2 separate regions of the Homo sapiens genome follow, and region 2 is linked to region 1. A link is an interaction called in ENCODE POLR2A ChIA-PET data of the cell type or tissue named here. Cell type or tissue: CD4-positive, alpha-beta T cell. All regions are shown on one strand. Links, peaks and the distances in the headings refer to the core of each region. The heading gives the core; the rest is flanking DNA.

The links. Peaks named below come from ENCODE experiments on the same cell type or tissue, not always from the same donor. Only the 100,000 strongest peaks of a DNase experiment are listed, where the experiment ranks them.
Region 2: POLR2A ChIA-PET joins it to region 1 with 5 read pairs; 3 of 35 experiments call an interaction of 5 or more read pairs at or near these places.

What each region holds. Positions count from the first base shown.
Region 1 is chr17:45,016,434-45,021,932 of GRCh38, forward strand. No RefSeq gene overlaps it. Among named protein-coding and RNA genes, the nearest start is that of DCAKD, 32 kb to the right of the region's middle. RefSeq lists an enhancer at 2,193-2,322 and silencers at 2,833-3,082, 2,939-3,118. In CD4-positive, alpha-beta T cell, for the core only: no CTCF peak of the experiment used is centred there; DNase peaks (open chromatin) are centred at 2,448 and 2,968; H3K4me3 peaks cover 858 bases; H3K27me3 peaks cover 2,487 bases.
Region 2 is chr17:44,056,082-44,061,580 of GRCh38, forward strand. All of the region lies in intron 2 of LSM12 (LSM12 homolog), which reads right to left. Among named protein-coding and RNA genes, the nearest start is that of LSM12, 7.8 kb to the right of the region's middle. In CD4-positive, alpha-beta T cell, for the core only: no CTCF peak of the experiment used is centred there; no DNase peak of the experiment used is centred there.

The sequences.
Region 1 (5,499 bases), core at 551-4,550:
TCTGCCAGGATAATGTTTACCCAGGTGTCAATCAGGAGAAGAATTTGGCTTCCTAATTTCTCTTCTCCTCCCTGGGGGCCGCACATCTCCCTGCCTCGCATGGACACTGAGCTGGAATCAAGGTTACTAATAATCCCCCAGCACACACAGACACCGAAAGCACATATATTAAAGTCACATATTGATTTATATTTTCGGGTCCCTCTGCCTTTCTGCCCAGCCTCAGCCTTTCTCTTTGCCAAGGAGAAAAAAGAATTACACAGCCATATTTTTCGCCAAGATGTTTAGTGTAAAGAGCATTGTGTCTGAAGGTAATTCCCGCTCTCCCACCCTCTTTGCGGGTATTTTAAAAAAATAGTGTGGCATTGCCTATCCATATGCATTTATCTTTTTGCTGTTCGTTGTTTCAATTTTCCCTGAGGGTACCAAAGAGAGATTTAAGGTAGACTGTCAGAAGGTCTTCCTGGCTTGACAAATGGTGGGCTGCCATCTCCAAAGAGGCTGGTTGTTTCGCCAGCAGAGATAATCCTATTGCAGGTAGGGGTGGAGTGGGTAAGAGTGAGTGTAGAAGGCAGGGCAATGGATTCAGCAGCCTCTAGAGGTCACCCCAGGCTGGGTGTGGTGACTCATGCCTGCAATCCCAGCATTTTGGGAGGTCGAGGCGGGAGCATCACTTGAGGCCAGGAGTTTGAAACCAGCCTGGGCAACATGGTAAGACCCTGTCTCTAAAAAAAAAAAAAAAAGAAAAAAATTAGCCACGCATGGTGGTGCACATCTGTAATCCTAGCTATTCGGGAGAGTCACCTGGGCCTAGAAGTTCAAGGTTACAGTGAGCTATGATGGCTCTGCTGCACTCTCATTTGGGCTAGAGTGAAACCCTGTCTCTAAAAAAATTAAAAAAATAATAAAAGGCCGGGCACAGTGGCTCACACCTGTAATCCCAGCATTTTGGGAGGTCAAGGCGGGCAGATCACGAGGTCAGGAGATCAAGACTATCTTGGCCAACATGGTGAAACCCCGTTTCTACTAAAATACAAAAAATTAGCCGGGCGTGGTGGCGCACACCTGTAGTCCCAGCTATTCTGGAGGCTGAGGCAGGGGAATCGCTTGAACCCAGGAGGCAGAGGTTGCAGTGAGCCGAGATCGCACCACTGCACTCCAGCCTGGTGACAGGGCAAGACTCTGCCTCAAAATAAATACATAAATAAATAAATAATAATAAAAGAGATTACCCACCAGTTCAAATAGCACCTCATAATTACTGGCTGTGGTCCCATTTCACAGATGGGAAAATCAAGGAGTGAGTTTGCTTCCCATTGGCAGGGAACTGAGGCTCTGGATTCCATATCAACCTTGCCTTTCCACCTGGATTCAGGATTTGATGGGAAAATAACTTTCCTCCAGGTGGGGCTGACTCTTGCACTGAGACCCTGGGGGCGGGACAGCTGGGGGGTAGTGCTGGCAGAGGAGGAGCCTCATTCTTTAAAAAGGGCTCTCAAAGCACTAAGCCTGAGGCTCACAGTCTTCCCCTAACCTCTCCTCCCACCCAGAGGCCCTGTCACTCTGGCAGAGCAGACAGTTAAAAATGCCAGGCTAGGCATTTGACTCCAGTTCCCTCAGGGGCTCTTGGGATGGGAGCAGTGTTGAGCATGGGAAAGGAGACTCCCACACAAACTTGGCCCCATCTTCTTCATGCTGGTTGTGAGTTTCCTCCCCTCTCCCATACTTCATTTGCTCCTCACAAATGCTCTGGGAGGTAGAGGGTGTCAGCCGCATTTTACACATGGGAAAATTGAAGTTAAGTACTTGACTAGCAACATGTAGCCAGGAGAAGGCAAAGCCTCAACTACAGCCCAGCTGTCCTGATTCCCCCCTGCCACAAGGCTGGCCTCCTGGTACTCAGCTTGGCAAGGGTCAGGAGCCCTTGGTGACCTTTTTCAGATCCCTCCGGCCTCCTTGCCTGGCTGTGGCCTTGGGATCATGGCTCTCTCATTCTCCACCCCTGGTACTGGAAAAGCGGCTTCTCTTTTGGTTGTGCCCAGATGCACTTGGGCTGGGGGTCAGGACTTTCCCTGATGGAGCTTGACCAGGGTCCTGGGGCCTGTCCAGCCCCTGCCAGAGACTCTGGGGATGCTGGCTGTCTGCTGCTTTCCCTTTGGTATTTTTCAGTGGCTTGGTTGAGTCGCCTCGAACTCACTGTCTCTCATTTCATTCTAGAGCCTGTTTTAACCCCTAGCAGGGTGAGAACTAATATCTGTGGAAAGTCACTGTGTGCCAGCCCTGGGCAGGGTGCTGTCCCTCCATGCTGTTGACCCCACAAGGTGAAGGTTGAGCCCCCATGTTATGGGGGACTCCGAGGCTCAGGGAGCATAAGTAACTTCCCCAAGGTCACCCAGCGGGTAAGGGGAGTTCCTATGACGGGGCCTGGTCTTCCTGACCCCAAGTCCTTGCTTTGAGCTCGCTCCACCCATCTGCTGTCTCCGTCAGACAAGCCAGGTGGGGGCAGGGGCCAGACAGCGCAGGGCGCGGCGGGAATCAGCAACAAGGACCCTCCCGGGGAACTTTTCCCATTGAAAATCTGTTCCCTCGCGGCCACGGGTGATGTCTGGCTGGAGCTGATGAAAAACGTGCAGTGTAATGGAGGAGGGCGGCGAGGGCGGCGAGGGCGGCGCGGGCGGCCCGGGCGGGGGCAGCGTGGCATTGAGATTCTGCGGGGCGCGGGGGGCGGCGAGGGCCCTGACACTGGCCGGGTAATTGATCTGGAGGTGCCAATTTGCAGCAACTAAATATTTGGTTTCTGCCTTTGCCCGCTCCGCGCTCTGCTCAAACAAACTTCAATTAAAAGCGAAAAGCGAGGGGTGGGGAGGCGGCTCACCCGGGTCCCTGCGGCCCGATCGATGGCGCGGAGCCCGCGGGCTGGCGAGCGCGGCGCGCCGGGCGGGGACACGGCGGACGTGGGCCGGGCGGGCGCCCTCTTCCGGATCGCCGAGCACCGGGCGCCCGGCCCGCGGGAGGCAGCGCCCGAGGGTGGGATGGCGGAGGCGGTGCTAGGAGCCCGGGAGCCGCGGCTTTAGCTCAGCTCAGCTGAGCGGAGGGGTGGCCACCGTGTGCCAAGCGGGGGTCACACACAGGGCCAACCCCAACACCTCCACCGCGGAGTGTGAGCCTGTGTACTAGGCTAGAAAACCCGGGGAAGGAGACGTCGCGGGGCGCTGACCCTGTTCTCCCTATGCACCTCTCCAAACAAACTTTGAAGATGACCTTGTTGTTCGGTGCAATCACTCAGGTCTTTCCTGAGCGCCACTGGGTGCTGGGTGCACTGGGCTCCAAAGCCAGTCTCCTCTTCCATGTCTGTCCACCCCTTTACTCTTGGGTTGGCAAAAGAGCTGCCAGTGAATCCATCCCAGGACCCAACCTTGGAGGGGTCTGAAGGGGAGGGCTTGGAATTGGGAGAAGAGTAGTGAGATCCTGGGGGTTTGGAGAGGGGTCCTGGGAGGTGGCCACAGCTTGGAGCAGAGGAGGAGATCATTGGGTCACAGTTGCCTTTTTTGGGGTTCAAGACAAACAGCAACAATAGTCATTCACTGGGTGAAGTTAGCCCACAGGGAAGTTTCTCTTCCTCAAGAATCTTCCAGTCCTTTGAGGGTAGAGGGGAAGGGCTGGGAAGAAGAGCTCACCACTGTGCGACAGGCAGAGCATCTCTGGTCAGCCGGGTAGGGCAGCCTGGGGCACAGGAACAGTTCTGGGAGAGATGTGATGGGAGGAGGTGGGGCTGGCAAAGAGGCATCCAGGTCGGCATAGAAGGCAGAGGTAGATTCAGATCCAAGGAAAGAGGAGGGGAGCTGGGGTCCTTTCATCTGAGTGAAATTTTCTTGAGGGCCAGAGGCAGGAGCTGAGGCAGAGGAGCTAGGAAGGTGAGGGAGGGGGCCCTTGGCCTTTCCCACATTTCTGTGCCCCACCTTCCAGGGTGGAAGACTTACTCCTTCACCAGATGAGGCTGCTGCTAGTTCACTCAGCTGTGGGCTGTGGCCCCTTTCCTTCCCGCTCCCTGTCGACCCCTTCCCCTGTCCTCCTAGGTACCCCGTGGCCCACAGCGGGCTGTTAGAGCACAGGTCTTGCTTGTGTGGACCCTAGCCTCCAGGCCCTCAGATGCCCACTCCTTGGTGCATAGGGCTCTGGGAGAGGGTGGTCCTGCTATCTCGGCTTCTATCCCTTTTGACACTAAGATGCCTCGCTTGCCGGACCCTCAACCACACTCAACTCCCAGCTCTGTCTCTCTTAGTGGCTTGGGGCACCAATCTCCCCATCACACAGAAGTTGGATCCAGAGCTCCGCATGAGGCTGAGGATGAGCCTAGGGCTGGCCTGCCCCTAGGAGCCTCCCCCACCCCCCACCCCTCAGGGGTGGGGGGCTGCAGCACTCCCAGCCTTCTGCCTGAAGCCCGTTCCCAGCCTGTAAGCTGGGCGCCTGCTCCCTTGAATTCCCTCCCTCCCTCTCCCTTCCTGAGCGCTGAGCTGTGGAGCAGAATGATTTCCTGTAATTGGCCAGCAATCCGGCCGCCCGACTTGTTCTATCGACATGCTGGTTAGCTGGAAATTGTATTGGAATCTAAGTGACTGGGAGCGGAGGGGAAGGTGGGGAGCAAAGAGAGGCGGTTTGGGTCCCAGCTGGGTGCAGCCTCAGCTCTGCAGGTGGGATGAGGAACCACCAGCCACGTCTCTCCTGGAAGGAGCAGGAAAGCAACCTATAGCACCACATCACCTCCTTCCTTTTGCTCCTTCTCTCCCACCATGTCCGGGGGTCTCCCTGCCCACTCCTATATGACCCCATGGCCTGAAGTCATCACTGCCATCGCATTCCCCCTCCTGCTCTGAGACTGTTTCCTTCTGACCTAAAGTGCCTTGGTGAGAACTAGGGGCGCTCAGCAGCGCGCCTATCCTGCTCCCATTCAATTTCTAGCCATGGAGGCTCATCATGGAAGGTCCTAAACCTTTCCCTGCCTCTGCCCTGCCCCCCATGAGGAGAGAGAGAGAATGAACATTTGAAGAAGAGTTGTCAATTACTAAAGAGCCAAAGTGTATAATGGGGGCAGTGCAGATAGCCGGAGGAGCACTGTACTGGGAGTCAAGAAGCTTGGTGGTTATACCTGTTGGCTACTTAGGCCCCTTGGCTCAACCTCTGAGCCTCTGTAAAATTCTGGACCTGTCTGCCTCACACAGCTGGGAGATTTCAAGGGGATAACTGGAACGTGCTTTGTAAACTGTGAAACTGCGAATGACCTTCGGGCCAGTCGGGCCTGGGGGTGGGGGTGTTTTAGAGGCCTGCCTGCGCCCTTCGTCCCCCGCCCAGAAGGCGTGTGCGTCTTCACCCTCGCTGGTGTCTTATTGCTCCGCTCCGGGTGCTAAGGCCCAAAGTGAGGGAACGGAACGCGGAGGCTGCAGGGTCCCGTCGCCGTCGCGGTGGGTGGGCAGGGGACACGCCCTTTGGCACCCAGGGCCC
Region 2 (5,499 bases), core at 720-4,719, 960 kb before region 1:
ACACAGAGAAACCCCATCTCTGCTAAAAATACAAAAAAAAAATTAGCCGGGCATGCTGGTGCATGCCTGTAATCCCAGCTACTTGGGAGGCTGAGGTAGGAGAATTGGGAGGCTGAGGTAGGAGAATTGCTTGAAACCGGGAGGCGGAGGTTGTGGTGAGCCGAGATCGCGCCATTGCACTCCAGCCTGGGGAACAAGAGTAAAACTCTGTCTCAAAAAAAAAAAAAAAAAGTGAACTCTGGCTGGGCACAGTAGCTCACTCCTGTAAATCCACCACTTTGGGAGGCTGAGGTGGGAGGATCACTTGAGGCCAGGAGTTTGAGACCAGCGTTGGCAGTATAGTAAGACCATGTCTCTACTCCCCAACTGACAAAAAATTGTTTTTTTTTAATTAGCTGGACGTGGTGGCACACACCTGTAGTCCCAGCTACTCAGGAGGGTAAGGCAGAAGGACTGCTTGAGATTGGGAGGCATGATGGCGTGTGCCTGTGGTCCCAGCTACTCAGGAGGGTGAGGCAGAAGAACTGCTTGAACCCAGGAGGCAGAGGTTGCAGTGAGCTGAGATTGCACCACTGCACTCCAGCCTTGGTGACAAAGGAAAACTCCTCTCCAAAAAAAGAAAAAAAAAAAATACAGCCTGGTACAGTGGCTCACACCTGTAATCCCAGCACTTTGGGAGGCCGAGGCAAATCACCTGAGGTCGGGAGTTCAAGAACAGTCTGACCAACATGGAGAAACCCTCTCTACTAATAATACAAAATTAGCCAGGTGGGGTGGCACATGCCTGTAATCCCAGCTACTTGGGAGGCTGAGGCAGGAGAATCACTTGAACCCGGGAGGCAGAGGTTGTGGTAAGCTGTAATCGTGCCATTGCACTCCAGCTTGGGCAGCAAGAGTGAAACTCTGTCTCAAAAACATAAAAAAATAAGACGGACGTGGTGGGGCGCACCTGTACTCCCAGCTACTCGGGAGGCTGAGACAGGAGAACTGCTTTAGCACAGGAGGCGGAGGTTGCAGTGAGCTGAGATAGAGCCATGGCACTCCAGCCTGGGCAACAGAGTAAGACTTTTTTTTTCTTTTTTTTTTGAGACGGAGTCTCGCTCTGTCTCCCAGGCTGGAGTGCAGTGGCGCGATCTCAGCTCACTGCAAGCTCCGCCTCCTGGGTTCACACCATTCTCCTGCCTCAGCCTCCCAAGTAGCTGGGACTACAGGCACATGCCACCACGCCCAGCTAATTTTTGCGTTTTTAGTAGAGACGGGGTTTCACCATGTTAGCCAGGATGGTCTTGATCTCCTGACCTCGTGATCCGCCCGCCTCGGCCTCTCAAAGTGCTAGGACTACAGGCGTGAGCCACCGTGCCTGGGTGAGACTTCATCTTAAAAAAATAAATAATAATGTGCCAGGTACAGTGGCTCACGCCTGTAATCCCAGCACTTTGGGAGGCGGAGGTGGGCGGATCATGAGGTCAGGAGTTCAAGACCACCCTGGCCAAGATGGTGAAACCCTGTCTCTACCAAAAATACAAAAATTAGCCAGCTGTGGTGGCAGATGCCTGGAATCCCAGCTACTCCGGAGGCTGAGGTAGAGAACTGCTTGAACCTGGGAGGCAGAGGTTGCAGTGAGCTGAGACAGCACTACTGCATTATAGCCTGGGAGACAGACGGAGACTCTGTCTCAAAAAAAAAACAAAGTAATAATAATAATAATAATACATAAAGTCAAAGTTTCCAAGAACCTACCAAAGACGTTAAGTGAGAGCCTAGTGTAATGGCATAAATCTTCTATGGGCCCTTTGTCACAATGCCCTCCTTCCCCTGCCTTATCTCATCCCATAATTCAATGAGCATTAGTTAGCTACAATAAAAAAATCTGGGCCGGGCACAGTGGCTCACGCCTGTAATCCCAGCACTTTGGGAGGCTGAGATGGGGGGATCATGAGGTCAGGAGATTGAGACCATCCTAGCTAACACGGGGAAACCCTGTCTCTACTAAAAATACAAAAAAATTAGCTGGGCGTGGTGGTGGGCGCCTGTAGTCCCAGCTACTCGGGAGGCTGAGGCAGGAGAATGGCGTGAACCCAGGAGGCGGAGCTTGCAGTGAGCCGAGATCGCGCCACTGCACTCCAGCCTGGGCGACTGAGCAAGACTCCGTCTCAAAAAAAAAATAATAAATAATAATAATAATAATAATAATTTGGGAGACATTAACTAACATCTGCCAAGTCTAATGACTTTAAAGACTGATCTACTTGGTTCATTCCTAAGTCTTTTCTACTAGACTACCCTGCCCCTGACCACAGAACATAGATGTTTTTCTTTACTTAGAAACGTTACCTAGGGGCTGGGCCAGTGGCTCATACCTGTAATTCGAATACTTTGGGAAGCCGAGGAAGGAGGATTGCTTGAGCCCAGGAGTTACAGACCATCCTGGGCCACACAGTAAGACCCTGTCTCTACAAAAAAAAACTAGGCTGGGCGCGGTGGCTCACGCCTGTAAACCCAGCACTTTGGGAGGCCAAGGCGGGTGGATCATGAGGTCAGGAGTTCGAGATCAGCCTGGTCAACATGGTGAAACCCCATCTCTACTAAAGATACAAAAAATTAGCCAGGCATGGTGGCGCACGCCTGTAATCCCAGCTACTTAGGAGGCTGAGGCAGGAGAATTGCTTGAACCTAGGAGGCAGAGGTTGCAGTGAGCCGAGATCACGGCACCACCGCACTCCAGCCTGGGCAACAGGGCAAGACTCCATCTCAAAAAAGAAAGAAAAATTAGCCAGGTGTGGTGGTTTGTGCCGGTAGTCCCAGCTACTTGGGAGGCGAGGTGGAAAGATCACTTGAGCGAACCCTGGAGGTCGAGGCTGCGGTGAGCTGTGACTGCATCATTTGCACTCCAGCCTGGGCACAGTGCGAGACTAACTAAAAAGAAACAAAACAACCACCCAGGTGTGGTGATGGGAGATTGTAGTCCCAGCTACTCAGGAAGCTTGGGCGGATCACTTGAGGCTATGAGCCAGGAGTTCGAAGCTGCAGTGAGTTATGATCATGCCACTGCACTCTAGCCTGGTCAACAGAATGAGACTATATCTCTAAAAAACAGAACACACACACACACATACACACACACACGAAACATAACTTAGCATTGTACATTATTCAGGGTACTTCATGTTGCCAAACTATGAGTTCCTTGGGCTAAACACAAAGTAATAGAAAAACAGGGGACTTGGCCAGGTGCAGTGGCTCACGCCTATAATCCTAACACTTTAGGAGGCCGACGCAGGTGGATTATCTGAGGTCAGGAGTTCAAGGCCAGCCTGGTCAACACGGCAAAACCCCATCTCTACTAAAAATAGAAAAATTAGCCGGGCATGGTGGCAGCAGGCGCCTGTAATCCCAGCTACTCAGGAGGCTGAGACAGGAGAATCGCTTGAACCGAGATCACACCGGGCAATGGACTGAGACCCTGTCTCAAAAAAAAGAATTCCCCCTACTGCAACCCTACTGTCCTCTCTCAAGCTTCCTCTTACATGCTACTGCTGGAGATAGAAATAAGACTTCTTAGCCTGAAGTGAACTATCATTCGAAAGCAAAACAGGCCAATTTCCAAGAAGTTGCTAGTTTATACCTTCCCTAGTTGAGCTATTATTAAGTATTTCCTGTATAAGCCCTTCTCTTCCATTTCCTGCTAGGTCAGAGTCAACAAATATCCGGTTTTTATCAACAGGTTTAATTAAGCAGATCACTTACTATGTCAGCAAGATGGGCCAATATGTGATGATACCTTTGACTAAAGTTAGAGTAGGCCGGGTGTGGTGGCTCAAGCCTGTAATCCCAGCACTTTGGGAGGCCGAGGCGGGCGGATCACAAGGTCAGGAGATCGAGACCATCCTGGCCAACATGGTGAAACCCCGTCTCTACTAAAAATACAAAAAAATTAGCCGGACATGGTGGCGGGCGCCTGTAGTCCCAGCTACTCGGGAGGCTGAGGCAGGAGAATGGCATGAACCCGGGAGGTGGAGCTTGCAGTGAGCCGAGATGGCGCCACTGCACTCCAGCCTGGGCGACAGAGCAAGACTTCGTCTCAAAAAATAAATAAATAAAATAAAATAAATAGAGTAGGCTAGTGCTTCTCCAGACTGCAAGCAACTGAAACTTCAACAGTTTTCTTCCAGACATCCCAGAGTACATTAGTTCCCTTCCATATGCTTAAATGATCCTCCATCTTAAGAAAAACTCAAGTCCGTGATCTTAAAAATGAGACTAACTTTTCACGTCATTCATGCAACATGTTAATAGCTGCCCGAAATAGCTGTTTTCAGCAGTAGCCCAAAAGGCTCTCTCTAATTCTAAGTCAATCTCCAAAAAGGAATCGCAAAGCATCCTAAAAGGTTGATTTCAAGGGAAAGCCAATATAGCTTACTCATAAACATCTCTGCAAACGGAAGAATGAATAAACGAAATCCAAAGATAACCCTCCAACCTAATTTTAGTTTTTAGTTTCTGACTCCTCTTCCCAGCAAACCTCTTTCAAGATTTGGCAAGCAGGCCACAGAGTAAGAAAAGTAAAGATTTCTGGTGTTCCCCAAGCTATTACTTCCTGCTGCTTTCCTCAAAAACTGGGTAATCAGCTAGTTTACAACAATGCTAGTAAACAAGGAAAACCCTAAAGGCAAAGATAATCCACAAACTAACCAAGAGCTATATCTACCTGAGGTCAAACATAAGAAGAGAACTGCTTCTTAACAGCTCCTGCTTAACAGTCCCATCCACACTACCCCACCCCCTCTAAATGGTGGCACTCATTGGTCACAAGAGCCAACTTTCTAACTTCAGAAAATCACCTCTCTTTCAGATCTTTACTACTCACTAAAGATCTAGTGACAGACTTATCATACCCTATAAACACCAAAAAATAACTCAGAGCCTATTTGGTTCTTTAATACACTAGGAATAATGCTGGGCACAGTGGCTCACGCCTGTAATTCCAGCACTTTGGGAGGCTGAGGCGGGCGGATCACCTGAGGTCGGGAGTTCGAGACCAGCCTGACCAACACGGAGAAACCCCGTCTCTACTAAAAATACAAAATTAGCTGGGTGTGGCTGTGCATGCCTGTAATCCCAGCTACTCAGGAGGCTGAGGCAGGAGAATCACTTGAACCCGGGAGGCGGAGGTTGCGGTGAGCCGAGGTTGCACCATTGCACTCCAGCCTGGGCAACAAGAGCGAAACTCCATCTCAAAAAAAAAAAAAAAAAACACCAAGGAATAAATTATTTAACAAGTCTTAAAATTTCATGAGCTTATAGAAGACACTCAAAGAGCTCCTATACTCTGGTAGAAGGTATATTACTAAGCCAAGGTTTCAAAAACCTATAAGCTTCAAAGAATGGGACATCCCATACAAGACAACACCCATATGAACTCAATAGCCTTCCAAATCTGTCCCTGGCCATCACTAAAAAATGTGTGGCATTTCCCTAGAATCTGACAAGATAGGAACT